2 separate regions of the Mus musculus genome follow, and region 1 is linked to region 2. A link is a loop called in an ENCODE intact Hi-C map of the cell type or tissue named here. Cell type or tissue: heart. All regions are shown on one strand. Each heading gives the region's core, and the rest is flanking DNA. Links, peaks and the distances in the headings are about the cores only. Region 1 has its middle 120 kb from the start of Gm34549. Region 2 has its middle 57 kb from the start of Arrdc4.

Region 1 (5,387 bases), core at 142-5,141, 86 kb after region 2:
TGAACTGCTTCTCAATGATCTGTGGGGAAACTGGGGTGAGTAAGACATTCACAAACTATGTTCCTTGTAGATGCAGGTTTCTTCTAGCCCTTTCATTACTGCATACTGCCATCTCTCCTTCATTAAGCTCAGGAATAGTCTTAGACTAAGAAATGTCGGAAGCCATGATGGACTGATTATAAGGGAGGTTCTTCAGATGAGTGGGGTGTTTCCTTGGCAGGCTGAGATGACATCAAAGCAACTATAGCATGCCCCCATGCTTTACGGTCCTCTTGCTTTGTCTCTGTTGGGACAAATAAAGACAGTTGGTATAGCTAGGCCGAAATAAAACTGAGCTATTGCTAGTAGTGAGGAAAACGTAAATGAGAGACCAGTAACATGAAGCAGAAACAGGGACAGAGTGGACACCCAGGGAAAGATGCTGTTCAAATAAGGTATTGTGTATTGTTGTTGTCATTGTTGTTATTGTTGCTGCTGCTGCTACTGCTATTGTTGTTGCTATTGTTGTTGCTGCTGCTATTATTGTTGTTATTGTTATTGTTTTTTGAGCATAAGGAAAAAAAAATAAAAAGGAGCTGGAGTGATGGCCCGGTTCTCAGTCAGTAAAAATGTTTTCAGTAAAAATGTTTGTCAAGCAAGCCTGTGGATCTGAGCTTGAATCCCCAGCATCAAAATAAAACCAGATTTGGTAGTTCAAAACTCTATAATCCCAGTGCTCCTGCTAGGAGATCAGAGGGAAAAAAACAGCAAAAAGATTCTGCCTCAAATACGGTGTGAGATGAGGATAATATCCATGGTTGTCCTCTGACCTCTACATATGCAAGTTCACACACGAAAAGAAACAAAAAGGAAAACTAAAAGGAGAAAGGAATAGGAATAGAGGGAGTGAAGGGAGGGCAGAGAGTATGAGGGAGACAATCTACAGCAACAAGCAGACACACAGCCAATGAGAGGAAGCAGAGAGGATGAGCAGTAGCCAGGAGGAAAGTTCTATCTCCCACTCAACACTTTCTTTGGTCCCTTCAAACAGACTTGGATTTATCTAGAGTGGCAGTCAGAATAATGCCCCTCCCATGACATCCACCTCTGTATCCGTATCCAGGGAGTGTGAGCTGGTAAAGTCAGCTTTGCAGGGGTGGTTAAAACCAAGGAGCTTAAAGTGAACAAGGTGTTAGAATTATCCATACAAGCCTGATCTAATCCCCATGTCCCCTAAAAGTACAAATTCTTATGGTCTATAAACTGTGAATCATAGCAGTCTGAAAAAGTGTCATTGTCCCTCCCCAGCTTGGAAGTGTGAGGACAATATGAGCCTCAAGAAGCTAATTTCCAGGCAGAAGAGAGAGACGGGGGATGGGGAGAGAGAGAGACAGACAGACAGAGAGAGACAGAGACAGACAAAGACAAAGAGAAAGACAGAGAGAAATCAGCTATGCTTTAAGAAAGGAGCATGCTTTGCCTACACCTTCCTTTGAACCCAGGGAGACTCAGCCAGGACTTTTGACCTCAAGAACAGTAAGATAATAAGTCTGCTCTTTTAAGCCACTAAGTGTGAAGTAATTTGTTAGAGAAGCAATAGAAAAAAATGAAAATATCTGGAGATGTTAAAAATGGGAAATTATCAAAAATTGCTCTCCAACTTTGGCATTCCTAGTAATCGGTTTCCCATTTAGGCTGGGATTGCTTCTCCTCACTGCAGAACAGAGAATGGCTGCTCACAAGGCTCATTAATATGCATAAAGGAAGGCATAATTAGTTGCCACAGGTAACCCTTCTCTGGCGGTGTGAACTGAGCTAATGTGCAAATGCATGCTGCACCGGCAAGCAGAGCGGTGTGAGCAAAATCCCCTGTTTCATAAAAGGAAATATTTGAATAATATGCAAATTCACTGGATGTTATTAGCAGGATGTCAGGTTTGACAGTCCATGTTATTGTGCAAATAAATGAGTTTTGACACAAATAACTTAGGTATGCATTGATTTAAAAAATAGCAAATCTCATAACGAGATGTTATGTATTGTGCTGTAGGTTTATAAAGATTTTGATGGCTATTAGGAGAAAACCATAGCAAAAGATCATTTATTAATGTATTCATTAAGCTACTCTAAGGTGTAACAATCATTACTTCCCTCCAAATATGCACTGTTCCCTTCACATATTTAATTGACTCTGGCAATCCATATTTAAGACAATGAAGAGAGTTGTCAGCAATGGAAAGATGGAAATAAAGAGAAATCATGTCTTTGTCTGCAATGGCCAAAATACTGTGCTGTCCATTTGAACTCCTGTGGATATCTCCCCTAGACCCTCATCTTGAAGCAATCCACCTGCTGGAACAGATATCTCAGGCATACTTGTTCTTTCTTGGGGGCCTTCATCCTTTTTATTCTTTCTTCCTTCAGAACCCTTGTGCATATGCAGGATGCCACGCTGAGCTCAGAATTTCCTGTCATGCCTGAAGGGCCAGCGGTGCCCACTCTTGCTCATGGTGTTAAATATTTCTGTTCACAAACACACTAGAGAAGCACCTGAACTGGGCTCATAGGCTGTTGACTAGACCCATCCATCCTCTGGAGTCTGGAAAAGAAAGACCTTGTAGACCTGGACCTGTTGTTCCCCTGGCCGAGCCAGTGACCAACTAGTCCTCCTGCCTGCCTGGCACAGATATCAAGTGTTTCCTGTGTGGGAAACCCCAAGCGGATGTCAAGGAAGCTGAGGTCCAGGAGTTTCCACAGGAAGGAAGCTTTGTTGTCAGGCAGCCAGTAGGCTTCCAGGAGTAGGGAAGATTTGAGGTATGAGAATCAAAACTTATGTCCTACTTTAAGCAAAATATAAGAAAGTCTATCAAAAGACTATGAGGGGCTCAAGAGACATCGTAAGGGTCTACACAGCAAGGAGCCATGGAGAAGTGTGGAGCAGACCTCAGTCAGAACTGGATGCCCTGCCTTTGAAGAGGACACTTCAGACGTATGTGGGGGTTTTGCTTTTGGAAGTTGTGTTAACTACTGCAAAAGCTACTGTACTTGCTAAATTAAGTTCTAATACATTGCCTTCTTCCTTACAAGTCTCATTCCTGAGTTACCTCTGTCCTGGATCTGTTGGTCATATCCAGGGTTACACACAGGTGATCTCCATTCTGGAAAGATAGGCAGGGAAGCTGTTCTTCGGTTTCCATAGCTGGGGAGTTTGTTGCCTCTCATCTTGAACTACAAAGCTTGGAAAGGACTTGAAGATGTCGGGTGGACAGAAATGCCTGGAGTCCCCCTCCCCTCAATACACGCTCATTTTTTAAAATCAAATTTGAAACTCCTGTGTTCAAAGTCACTTCTCAGTGACTAAATTACAACTTTCCAAGATACAACCAAAATCTGATCACACAACCGGGGTTCTTTCCAATAGTCAGGAAAAGTGTAGAGACTGACAGGAGGATCGAGACCCTTAGAACCTATACCTGGAGCATGTGACTGGCATCGGAGGCGAGGATACTCAGAGAGGAAAGACTGGGGGTCACTTCTGGGGTCTGTGATAATACTAGATGGTGTCATAATGTCATTGAAAAGTTAGAAACTCAACTGCTGTTAAGTTGAGAAGTTGTGAAAAATCCATACATATGTCAGCAGAGGTGTCAGAATGAAGATTTCTCAGGAACAATTAGAAGCACCTGTACTGGCTAGTTTTGTGTCAACTTGACACAAGCTGGCGTTATCACAGAGAAAGGAGATTCCGTTGGGGAAATGCCTCCACAAGATCCAACTGTAAGGCATTTTCTCAATTAGTAATCAAGGGGAAAAGGCCCCTTGTGGATGGAACCATCTCTGGGCTGGTAGTCTTGGGTTCTATAAGTGAGCAGGCTGAGCAAGCCAGGGGAAGCAAGCCAGTAAAGAACATCCCCTCATGGCCTCTGCACCAGCAATCCTGGATCAGCAAGTGGCCATCTAATTCTTCCCCAGTGTACAACTGGATGAAGGTTTTTGACTTGTCATTGTTCCTTCCAGCTGCACACTGAGCAACTGTGATGATAACCAAGCCATCTGACAAGAGAGCAAAGCTATGTTGTTGACTCGTCTGTCTTATGTGATTCACTGACTTCAGGCAATCGCTGAGCGAACTTTGGATCAGCTGGGAGATTCATAGCCACTAAGTGAAGAAGAGGCCTTGTGCCCTCCTAACTGATTTCTTCTTTCTGCAGTGGAGAAGCCATTAAGTGATTTCATGTGGATGCCAATATCACCATGCCTGCGCCTCTTCTCCAAGGACCACTCACCATCCCCTTACACTGTTTATGTCTCTAACGCTATATATAACTATATCACTCACACACACACACACACACATATATATATATATATATATATATATATATATATATATATATATATATATATATCACAATCTACCATGACCTTGAGCATCTAGCCAAAGTCACTAACTGATGAAGGCTTTAAAGTCAAGCTCCCCCTCATGCAAGCAGGTGACCATTGAGATTTCACAGCTCTTCCTACTGGATGGAAAATTTTCCTTTTCTTCCTTTCAGTCAGGGTTCTCACTAAAGGGTATGGTTATACTCTAACTCTCTACTTCAACTATTTCTATCATATTGCACAGGGAAATCACCAATCCAAATTTGAATTCCTCTTTCCTGGTGCCTTCCACGAAGACTTGAGGTAGAGTGGAATGGAAGGCTATGCCAACAACAGCAGGCTGTAAAACCTCCCCACCTTGTTCCCTTTGTTCACATGCACTCAGCGTGCCTAACCCTATCCGGCACAGCCTCTTCGACTACAGCTCAGACTGTGGCTTGGACTGCGGATGCACCGACACTGAACATATGCTGTTACCGGAGCCTGCTGTGGCCCTGAAAACCTGTATGGCCACTGCCCACGCTTACTAGTATGAAATCTATTGAGTCCCTACTCCTTCCTTCACTAAATCCACCAAGATCTGCCACATGTGGGTATGAATGATGGGATCCTAGTCACAGAGAACTCAGGGGAAGTGAAGGGCTAGAGCTATGTTTTTCTATAGCCTGTGGTCCCTGCCTTGCAATATGGCCCATGAAAGAGGTAGAAATTCCTCAATTAGAACCAGGGTTCATATGCTGGATATTTGATGGGAATAGCCTGTCCTTCTTAGTGGGTAAAAGATTACAGGTGGCTACAACCACATTGCATTGAGTCCTGATTCTACTGAGTCTAATTCTCTGCCCCTCACAATGAATTGGTCCTCTCTAATTAACTTGGCTCTGCCGACCATAATGAGAAGACAATGACAGTTTCCATTCCACAGAATTGTTAGTGAGGATTAAGTGAGCTAGTGCATACAGCGCACTTAAAATAGCACAGGTCACAGCACAGATGTTGACTTTGGTGATAGCAATTACTATTGC
Region 2 (5,387 bases), core at 295-5,294:
TCAAATCCCATAAGTGGCCTCCTCTGGCCTTTGAGAGAGGCTGGTATGCATCCCTGACCCAGGGATATTTGTCAACTTTTGCAGTATGGCTTGTGCATTTCGTCTCTTGTGTAATCCTGTCCCTCCTCTCAAGGTTAGACGTTCTGGTTGTCTCGTGGTGTTTTTATGGTGTTGGAATTGTTAAGCATGTGATTTGTCTAGAATTTTGTTTACAGGCACGAGGGAGTGGTTGATCTTTTCACCTTTTTTTGTCTGGATAACAGATTCCTTCCAACACTACCCATGGGGTAGTGTGACACTGCACTCTGGCTTGAAAGACAACCCTTATTGTACGTTAACTCTAAGATGGTCACCTGTGACTCTCTGGGGTTTGTTGTGCTGCACTTACCTATTGCTTTATGAATATATGAATCTGAATATATGAATCAGTTTGAAACTGTGCCTCCCTTTCTAGAGGTCCAGACTATCACATGAGTGACGTCCTACCCATTACTGTACATTTTCCAAGAATTGACCGGGCACCTGCCTTAAGCTCCACCCACTAAGACAGTCTGAAACTGTGTCTTCACTCCAAACACCTCTTTTTAGAATTCCCAGCATCTCTGGAGATCCTTTACTCTCAGCTTCTGAGAGATTCCTTGGCTGACAAGGACACTATCCACCTTGTGTTGTTGTCTCAGCATAGTGACAGGAGTCATCCACAAAGCTAACACCGTGTATTCATCCCTCCACCCCCACCCACCATCAGCACTAGTAGATGTCTGTTCTGGGGACTCTCGCCGCTGTCCTGAAGGTTCTCTGGAAGACTCAGCGACTTGATTGCTCAATCTTCCCTGCTTCATTTCACAGCATCATTTCCCTCAGAATCAGAAGTGCAATGATGGGACACTGTCCTCCTCTGGAACAGAGGGTTGCAATGGGATGTTGTCCTGACCCACTGTCCAGCAGACAGCGCTTCATGGGCTGGACATAGCACCATCAAGATGGATTAGGAGTCTCAGAGCCAAGGCCGCTCTGACCAATACCTTAGAACTTACAGGAGGTGCAAATGTTTGTTCATTTATCTCTGCAAACTGGGAGAAGACTGGGCTGCAAAACCTTTCTGAGCATTAGTGACATGACAAACGCTTATCTCAGATACCATTTACCTGTGCTTCCACGGTAGCCTAGGCCCTGCCCAAGGACACACTAGCTCTCTTCTGAATCTCCATTGGCTTTTCTCACATCAGCAATAAGAAGGCTCTCTGCATATCATTGGGATTTTTCTTTTAATCAGCTCCAACTTCTGCTGCTGTTATTTTGCACTTCTTATTTGGTTTTGTTTGTTTCCTGTAAAGAAAGATTCTTATTTTCAGAAAAATATTTACTATATCTGTTTGTGATGTTTGGAGCCTGGGTTATGCATTGTAGCCCAGGCTGGACTCAAACTGGCTGTCCTCTTGTCTCAGCCTCCTGAGTGCTGGGTTTACTGGAAACATTTAAAGGATAGTAGTGGGCACTGAGTTACATCCACCTTCTCCTGATTGTTTTATGGAAATGGATTTTAAAACACCCCAGAGAGTGGTCCCTGAATAGAAGTCACGGGTTCATTTTATTATAATCATCAAGATTAATGAGGGGCACAGGCTTCGTGGTGAGACATCAGTGGACAATATGATGAGAGGGCATCTTGATTTCTCCCTGTAAAACAGGCCAACAGCAATTAAACAACATCCACATCACAGGAAGAAGACAACAAAAGTGTGTGTCACTTAGTGAACAGTGGAAAGGGGATAGTGTAGAAAATAATGGACTTATAAGCTGCATTTTCTGATAAGATTTGTATCTCAGGTCGGATAAGTAGTCTGCGCTGTGATATGTAAGAGAGATTTTTAGCTAGCTATGTCGTTAGTTTTATCTAACCTCTGCCTAATGACTTTGAGACTACTTGAAGCAAAGCTGCACAGGTAAAAGGGCTTTATGTGTAAAGGCAAAAGGAAAATCGCTAACAGTCTCCATGTTAAGGTGTGTGTGTGTGTGTGTATGTGTGTGTGTGTATCTGTGTGTACATGTGTGTGTATGTGTGTGTATCTGTGTGTATGTGTGTGTGTGAGTGTGTGTATGTGTGTGTATGTGTGTGTGTGAGTGTGTGTATGTGTGTGTATGTGTGTGTGTATGTGTGTGTATGTGTGTAGGGAGAGAGAGAGAAAGACAGAGAGACAGAGAGAAAAAGAGAACAAGGCCACAGTTCATCAATTGACCTGGTTGACCTGAGATCTCCTGGACAGAGCAAGCATCCTCTGCATGTTGCACTTGTGCACTAGGAGGTCATATCGAGGTCACCCATAAAAAAGGGGGAACATATCAGGGGAATTCCAGAGCATCAGCTGACTGCTCAGTCAGGAAGCATCTGAAAAAGCATTCTTTCTGTGAGGACAATGAAGGGAGAGCCACTGGTCACACTCATAAGAGGTAAAACGGAAATCACAGAGTAATGAGAGAAAATAGTCGGGCACATACCGAATTTTCACTTTCATTCTCAAGGATCTAGGTTGCAGCTGGAGGGAAAACCCACAATGGGAGAAGCAGGCCCTTCATAGGGCCAGCACAGAGCAGCAACTGAAAGGAGTGAGTGGCCAGGAACCACTGATGTAATCCTATTTTCCCCTTTATCCTTATTTCCTGGGTAGTTGTCTCCATAATAATAATATTATGTTGTTCCACATAATTTTCAGGGGAGGAGTGAGGGGGTGAGGTTGATGGGGGTTAGCTCAGGACCTTCCACAGACCAGGCAAGTATACTACATCTCAGCTATATCCCCGGAATGCTTTCCTATTTTTAATTTTGAAACAAGAGCCTTACTAAGTTGCTTGAAATAGCTTTTGATAGCACTCTGCATAACCCAGGCAGGCCTTGAATTCAGGATTCTCCTGACTCAGTCTCCTAAGTGCCTGGGATGACAGGTCTGTGTCTCCAGGACTTGCTCTACAGACATCTCAAAGAAAAACATTCTTTAAAAAAGAAAAAAAGGTGATCCCTTGCTAAGAAAGACGAAAGAGAGCTGGGAACATTGATCAGTGGGTACAGATATACGTAGGCCCAAGAATCTGAGATTGATCCCTGTATCCCAGAAGGTGGCACAGGAGAACTGACTCTCACAATTTGTGTTCTGATTTCTATGACTGTGTTGTTTCATATGCATGACTACACACACACACACACACACACACACATACACACACACTACCACACTTAGTGCTGAGTCTTCATATGAACACTTACAATTAAATAGAAAAAAATCTTGACCTTAGTTCCCCAAGTATATTTTTTGTGTAATAGGAAGTAAAATTTGACATACAGTAATGTGAGACATCACTACACTCTTTTATTTAAGGAAATATTTTTATTTTTAAAAATTATTTTAAAAAGACATTCATATCCTTTCCAAAGTAGATCAAGAATATATATCAATAGTTTCTTGCCCTCAGAATATGCACCAGAGAGGAATAGCTAGGATTAGAGTTGAATGCACTAGTTATTTAAATACAGCTCCTTTCCTCTGACCACCAAGTACTAAACAGAAGCTTCATAGAGAAGGTGATTGCAACATCAAGCCAACATCAGCCCAACCCATTTTTATGGAACCTGTACTGGTATGTATAAAGAATGATCATCTATTATAAGCATTTATGAGCTAAGTCTCCATTGTTCTCTCTGGCTGGGAAAATCCTCAGAGCACAATATAACAGTACGTAAATTCAAATCCATTCTGATTGAGTCATTCTTTTGCTCAGTTCAGGAAAGAAAAAAAAAAGAAAAATATTAACCTGTGCTGTGTATGGTATTCAAGTTCAACATACATTGAGTTTATTGCTGAGTAACTGAAATGTCCACAGGACATAGTTAATGTGTTAATAGTTAGGGATATTTGACACTTAGAAGGAAGCTCCAAGAACTGAACAGTGTAACTCAGAAATCTTAGAATCCCCAGTGGAAAGTGAATTACAGAATCTGGCCACCATGCCTGATACAACTGGTCCCTCTAGGCACTATCCAAATGTGCATACATACATATATTCATACATACATACATACATACATACATACATACATACACACATACATACATATGAATGTATATACATTTATGTATATATACACATACATATTATATATACATATACACAAAACCACAAGAGATATGTATATGCATATATATCCATATATGTGAGACTTGATTTTATCTTTCTCACATCTTGAGCTGTTGAGCTAAGTGTGGGTGAAGGATTAAGAGCTCTGTGGCCTGTACTCTCTTCTTCCTCTGAGCCCATCAGAACAAGCCTCCAAGTCTCAAATGTATAACACTTTCCAGAGCGGTTGCCTTTATACTGCTGTCATGAGATGCCATGACCGAAAGCAACTTAAGGAGTAAAGAGTTTATTTTGGCTTGCCGTTCCTGGGAGTGAGAATCCATCACCGCAAGAAGACACAGCAGCAAATGACCAACCGTTGTCCTGGAAACCAGGATCACATCGTTAAGTGCAAGCACAAAGACAAAATGGAAAACAATTAATAGGGTATGTCTATGAATTGCCAGAGCCCACGCCCAGGGACTTCTTCCTGTAGGTGCTACTAGGTACTTAGGTACCACTTAAGCCTCTCCAAACTCTGTCACCAACTGGAGATTAATCATTCGAATATCCTCACTGAACCTATGACACTTCTCATTCAAAGGAAGGAACTGGGATACAGTTAGAAGATACTGGCCCAAAGACCAGCAGACAAACACCAAGTCCTATAGCTTCATGTCTAGTATCTTTACTTCCAAAGGGACCAAATGGTTCTGCACCCTCAGCTTTGATGCTTACACCACACGTCTCTCTTTTGGTCTGGTTCCATCCCATGCCTGCAGGTCTCCTTGGTGTCTATCTCATTTCCAATGTCTTCTGACTTCCACTGTAACACAGGCTTTACTTTCATATCTTCATGCAATAGCCTCTCACAACCTTTTCCTCTCTTGGGGGTCTTCACCTAGAGGCTCCCCTACCACTCACTGCAAGGTCCCAGCAGCTCCCTGAAACTGCAGAGGAAGAATTCATGACTCTTTCACTTTTATACTTCATGTCTCTAAGGTCAGCGGCAAATGGATGGCACTGCCAAGTTGAGCTGCTTGCTTAGGATGGAGAGTAGCCTCCTTAAGTCATATTTAGCAATAGCCCCTTTATCCAGTTGCTTTCAAGGAGCAGAAAACACTGTAGTAGAAAGCTTATCTGGGCAAGGTCTTTCTTATTGGCACCTCTTGTTTGTTACGGTATAGATCAGGAGTCCTTTATCTGTAATTATCTCCACAGACGTGGCTGCAACATTAATGTTCCTACTGTTCTTTTCCTCTACAAATTGTACATTT

Evidence for each region. A loop is a pair of places that touch in the nucleus more often than their neighbours do. Peaks named below come from ENCODE experiments on the same cell type or tissue, not always from the same donor. Only the 100,000 strongest peaks of a DNase experiment are listed, where the experiment ranks them.
Region 1: it touches region 2 in a loop (2.2-fold over the local background); 3 of 42 quality-filtered maps call a loop at or near these places.

Annotation. Positions count from the first base shown.
Region 1 is chr7:68,603,777-68,609,163 of GRCm38, reverse strand. No RefSeq gene overlaps it. Among named protein-coding and RNA genes, the nearest start is that of Gm34549, 120 kb to the right of the region's middle. In heart, for the core only: no CTCF peak of the experiment used is centred there; a DNase peak (open chromatin) is centred at 2,683.
Region 2 is chr7:68,689,914-68,695,300 of GRCm38, reverse strand. No RefSeq gene overlaps it. Among named protein-coding and RNA genes, the nearest start is that of Arrdc4, 57 kb to the left of the region's middle. In heart, for the core only: no CTCF peak of the experiment used is centred there; a DNase peak (open chromatin) is centred at 2,410.